Regions from separate parts of the Homo sapiens genome. Here region 1 is linked to region 2. Evidence: read pairs that join two places in POLR2A ChIA-PET (ENCODE). Cell type or tissue: IMR-90. All regions are shown on one strand. Links, peaks and the distances in the headings refer to the core of each region. The heading gives the core; the rest is flanking DNA.

The links. Peaks named below come from ENCODE experiments on the same cell type or tissue, not always from the same donor. Only the 100,000 strongest peaks of a DNase experiment are listed, where the experiment ranks them.
Region 1: POLR2A ChIA-PET joins it to region 2 with 5 read pairs; 14 of 35 experiments call an interaction of 5 or more read pairs at or near these places.

The regions. Positions count from the first base shown.
Region 1 is chr15:84,757,318-84,760,133 of GRCh38, reverse strand. The region is part of intron 1 of ZNF592 (zinc finger protein 592); the gene reads right to left. Among named protein-coding and RNA genes, the nearest start is that of ZNF592, 10 kb to the right of the region's middle. In IMR-90, for the core only: no CTCF peak of the experiment used is centred there; no DNase peak of the experiment used is centred there.
Region 2 is chr15:84,667,816-84,670,587 of GRCh38, reverse strand. It overlaps SEC11A (SEC11 homolog A, signal peptidase complex subunit), which reads left to right. Exons shown (of 6, transcript NM_014300.4): 6 at 519-1,044. The coding sequence ends at 569. Among named protein-coding and RNA genes, the nearest start is that of NMB, 11 kb to the right of the region's middle. In IMR-90, for the core only: no CTCF peak of the experiment used is centred there; a DNase peak (open chromatin) is centred at 1,297.

The sequences.
Region 1 (2,816 bases), core at 74-2,573, 89 kb before region 2:
TTTTAACCACTTATCCTCAAATTCTATCAGACTGACATTTTAAAAGGATCACTCCCCTCTGCCTATCCATCTCAACTGTCTATCATTAGGAAGAATTACCAGAATTTCTTCCTGATTGTTCCCAAATTTTCTAAACTAAGCACATATTACTTTTTAAATGGCAGGGTGGGGGGGGGGGGAATCTCCCCAATCCTTAAAGACTTGGCTCAAATTCCAACTCTGCCTCAAAACCCCTGTACAAGGCAGGGCTAGCCCACGCTGTACCCTATGTCCCAGCCAGCAGGACCACCAAGGTGGGCCCAGAGTCAGCAATGAGGTGGTACAACAACATTCACTGCAGGAACTGATATGAATGAATGTTTCTTTTGCTGCCCTCACTTCTCTCCTCCCATGCAGAAGTGTGTCCCTTCAGACACTCTTGCCCCCAAGTGCCTGCCTGGGTCCCAGTCTTTCTCTCAGTTGACTTAATTAATTCCTGGTAATTAAACCTACTGTTTGGTGATGATGTACTAAAGAGTATGACCTCTCCCAGGGGGTATAAATAATTTAAAACAGGACTCTAAGATGGAAATGCAAAAGCCTTAGACTCAGAGGAATGGAGCTATAATGATGGAATGACAGACACTGGGGTTCATACTTTGTGGATAGGAGGCCAGCTTCTCCTAAAGGGCACAGCACTTAGGAAGCAGCGTCAAGGGGAGACAAGTAATGAAAGATCAGAATACTTCATGGCCACCACCTCTCTCCTCCCAAATGGCCATTCAGTACATTTTGGGTACTAGAGAATGTTCCCTAGAGGTAATCCCAGCCATCTCAGAGGGTGACCTGTGTGCCAATAACCACCACCCTCAGAAAGAAAAGCCCCCTTAAGACACTTCTGGTCTGAAAGCAAATTGTTCTCTAATTGCTTTCAGTGGGGGAAATCCTGGAGGGCGAAGTTCATCTCACATGATTCTTTTATGCTCTACAGAGCACCAACTCTGGATTGGGTCCACAGTTGCTTTTATAAGCAACTGTGGAATACTGTTCTTAATTAGAATGTTTACTTATATTTAAAATCTTGAGGTTGTTCCTTTAGCAAGGCAAAGGGCATAGGGAGACCATAAGAAGAGGCTTTAAGGTAGGTATCTACTGTAACTGAATTGGCAAAAAAGAGTAGAATGCTGTTGCAAAAAGGTTCCAGAAAATTTTACTTATTTAGTTAGTTAGAGACAAAGTCCCACTCTGTCACCTAGACTGGAGTGCAGAGGCATAATCACGGCTCACTACATCCTAGACTTCCCAGCCTTGGGTGATTCTCCCACCTCAGCCTCCCAAGTAGCTGGGACTGAATACGGGTCTGTGCCACTATGCCCAGCTTTTTTTTTTTTTTTTTTGGATTTTCAGTAGCGATGGGGTTTTGCTATGTTACCTAGGCTAGTCTCAAACTCCTGGGCTCAAGCAATCCACCCACCTCAGCCCCCAAAAGTGCTGGGATTACAGGTGTGAGCCACCTTACCTGGCCTCCCCAAGACTTTAAATACAAGTACACATGCTAATTAAGAATAATAGGCCAGGCGCCATGGCTCTCACCTGTAAGCCCAGCATTTTGGGATGCCAAGAGGGGCCGATTGCCTAGCTCAGGAGTTCAAGACCAGCCTGGGCAACATGGCAAAACCCCATCTCTACAAAAAAATACAAAAAAATTAGTTGGTGTGGTGGTGCACGCCTGTAGTCCCAGCTACTTGGGTGACTGAGGTGGGAGGATCACCTAAGCCTGGTTGGTCAAAGCTGCAGTAAGCCATGATCACGCCACTGCACTACAGTCTAGACAACAGAGCGAGACGGTCTCAAAAAAAAATTTTTTTTAAAGGATTAACGGGGCCGGGCGCTGTGGCTCATGCCTGTAATCCCAGCACTTTGGGAGGCCGAGGCGGGTGGATCACAAGGTCAGAAGTTCGAGACCAGCCTGGCCAAGATGGTGAAACCCCATCTCTACTAAAAAAAATAAAAAATTAGCCGGGTGTGGTGGCAGGCGCCTGTAGTCCCAGCTACTCGGGAGGCTGAGGCAGGAGAATTCCTTTAACCTGGGAGGCGGAGGTGGCAGTGAGCCGAGATCTTGCCACTGCACTCTAGCCTGGGCGACAGAGCAAGACTCCATTTCAAAAAAAAAGAAAAAAAAAAAGGATTAACGGCTGGGCACAGTGGCTCACGCCTGTAATCCTAGCACTTTGGGAGGCCGAGGTGGGCGGACTGCCTGAGCTCAGGAGTTTGAGACCAGCCTGGGCAACATGGTGCAACCCCATCTCTACTGAAATACAAAAAAGAAAAAGCCAGACATGGCAGCGTGTGCCTGTAGTCCCAGCTACTTGGGAGGCTGAGGCAGGAGAATTGCTTGAACCTGGGAGGTGAAGGTTGCAGTGAGCTGAGATCATGCCACTGCACTCTAGCCTGGGGGACAGAGTGAGACTCCATCTCAAAAAAAAAAAAAAGATTAATGGCAGCCAGGCACAGTGACTCACACCTGTAATCCCACATTTTGGGAGGCCGAGGTGGAAGGATCGCTTCAAGCCAGGAGTTTGAAACCAGCCTGGTCAACACAGCGAGATCCTGTCTCTACAAAATAAATAAAAAAATAAAACTAATTAACCAGGCATTGTGGCCCATGCCTGTAGTTCCCACTCTGGAGGCTGAGGTGTAAGGATTGTTTGAGCCCAGGAGGTCAAGACTGTAATGAGCTATGATTGCACCACTGCACTCCAACTCCAGCCTGGGTAACAGTGCTGGACCCTATCTCTCAAAAAAAAAAAAAAAAGGAAAGAAAGAAAGAAAAGAAA
Region 2 (2,772 bases), core at 1-2,500:
GGCAACATAGCGAAACCCCGTCTCTATTAAAAAAAAAAAAAAATTATTAGCCTGGGCGCAGTGGCTCACGCCTGTAATCCCAGCACTTTGGGAGGCTGAGGCAGGCAGATCACCTGAGGTCAGGAGTTCGAGAACAGCCTGGTCAATATGACAAAACCCTGTCTTTACTAAAAATACAAAAAAATTAGCCAGGAATGGTGGTACACACCTGTAATCCCAGCTACTGGGGAGGCTGAGGCACGAGAATTGCTTGAATATGATAGGTGGAGGTTGCTGCTGCACTCCAGCCTGGGTGACAAAGTGAGACTGTCTCAAAAAAAAAAAAAAAAGAAAATTATTTAAAGAAATGTGATATTTTGCTTAGTATTGGAAACTTTTAAATGGATTATAGTTAAAAGATGAAAGAATAATTGGGTAGTTTAGCGATATATTCACAAAGACCAATTTGTTAATTAACTCTTAGAACCTCTGAACTTTTCAACGCTTCTCTGACTTGTGGTTCTGTGTTTATTTTCTAGTATGCAGTTCTCTTTTTGCTGGGTTTATTCGTGCTGGTTCATCGTGAGTAAGAAGCCTGCCTTGCTGTTCCTGGGAAGATGCCATAGTTTTCGTTACTGGATGTTTGGAGTAGATACTGGTCTGTGATTGGTGGAATGGAGAACACACGTGTTGGTGCTTCTGGGTAGCACTGGTTTGCATTAGTTTATGTTTCCATGCCAGAGTTTGTGTGGGCGGGCGCATGTGCACCACAGAGTGCACTCGAGGGGACTTTCAGTCACAGGATTTCATAATTGTCATTGTCACACTTTCAAATTTTTGTACATCAGTGAATTTTTTTATATTAAAAGGTTGAGCCAAAGCCCCCAGTGTTTGTATTTTGAAGCCAAGCTTCACTTCTAAAGTGCCTACAGAGACTTGTAAATGAAAATGCAGCTCTGCACGAGTTTGAAACCGTCATACCTCCTTCTATTAGGAATGGCATATACTGAGGTGGTCGTAAGTCTTAACTTCTAAAATTTTAAATAAAAGACTTTGCACATTGAACCCCTTATCCCTGAATTGTGTTTGTCGGGAAAGCTTCTGAAATTTGCCTTCCTTGGCTGGTTCTTAGTACCCCTGGGGGATATAAAGGCTTGGTGTGAACAGTCCTTCAGCTAAGAAGGTTGCTCTGATACTAACAACTAGTTTTTTTGTTTGTCTGTTTTGCGTGTGTGTGTGTGTGTGTGTGTGTGTGTGTGTGTGTGAAGCAAAAGTAGCCACTGACAGTCATAGGAAATCTCTTAGTCATAAAATTGATTCTTCCCATGACTCAGATGTGTATAAAACCCAGCTAGTGTTGCTGAGAGGTTCAGAAAATCTCACTTGGTTATAAAAAGTCATAACCCTTTCTACACTTGAGACATTTCAGTCCTTTCTACACCAAGGCAGTGTGCATTAGCATCTAGAGGCAGAGGAAAGGGCTGGAGGACAAGCATTCTGCTTGGCGTCTTTAAAGTCTCATTTGTCTGAACCTGTTCTCTCAAGTGCCTGACTTTGCATTTCTCTAATGCAGACTTAAAGCAAGCAGTTTAAAGTAGTGAGTGCACAACCCAATTGTATGTTTTCTTTTAATATCAAGGCAGTGAGGGAAATAGGGAGTATAGAGTAAACCAATATCTTTTGAGCACAAAATACACTTAATTCTATCTGTTCTCTTGTTGTATTAATGTGAAATCTTAAAGTGAGTTTTCTGTGTTAGGCTACTTGAACAGTTTCTATTATTTGTTCAACTGCAGTGGAAATCAGTCTATGCCGTAATGCTAATGGCATGAGAACAGGGACAATTACTCTTCTGAAGCCCTCCCCTGTGGAGAATAGTACCTTCCTAAACCCATTAACCAGGCTTTAGCCTTCCAACTTTGGATATGGGCTCTTAATATTCTCAACAGAGTATGAAACTTGGCAAATCACTGCTAACAAATGCTTTTTTGAACCTGTCTGTGAGGCGTATATAGTACTTATATTTTCTCATGAACCAGAAGCTGAACATTCCCTGTGTGGAATAGCAGGAAATTGCCATTTATTCCATTTTTTCCCCCCTCATCACCTGTGGAAGATGCAGTTCACTGCTCAGCCTAATCAGTACACTGGTTTTTGTACCAGCCTTTCTAGGACTACTCTAGGGGAGAAGCAGTGTGCTTTGCTGGCCAAGGTTGGGATCCTAGGGTTCTCTGTGATCCTAGCTTGCCTGAATGTAAACATCCTTGTACTTGTATCTTCATCTACTCCAGATTTCTCCTTATAAATGTATTGGGAAGAAAACATTAATACTTTTTTCCCTTGCATATATTCGCAACCAGTTTTATATAAGTATTATTTTTCCTCCTTTCCTGGATGCTGTAGTTGCAAGCAACAACTAAGTTTCTCTGAAAAGGTAATCAAATCATTTAATAATATTTGAATCACTCCATTAGCCAAAAATAAAAAGATTACTTGTGGGGAGGGGTATTATATTCCCAATTTTTATCTTGTCTAGTTTAGTGCTAAACATAAGACTTAAAATGGGAGATTTTATTAGCAAATATATCCTAAAAGCTCTTTGCAAATGTAAGAAATGCCAGAGAGGTTTTATTTGCTAATTGAATGGCGTGATAAGCTCTTTGAGATTTGGCAGGGCAAGTGGAGAATTGGGAGGGCTCAACCATTGTGAGTGAAAGGAATTGAACAAGAGTATGAAAATTGATCAAACTTCAAATGAGAAATTGATAATGGGATTATCTCTTTGGCTGTTAC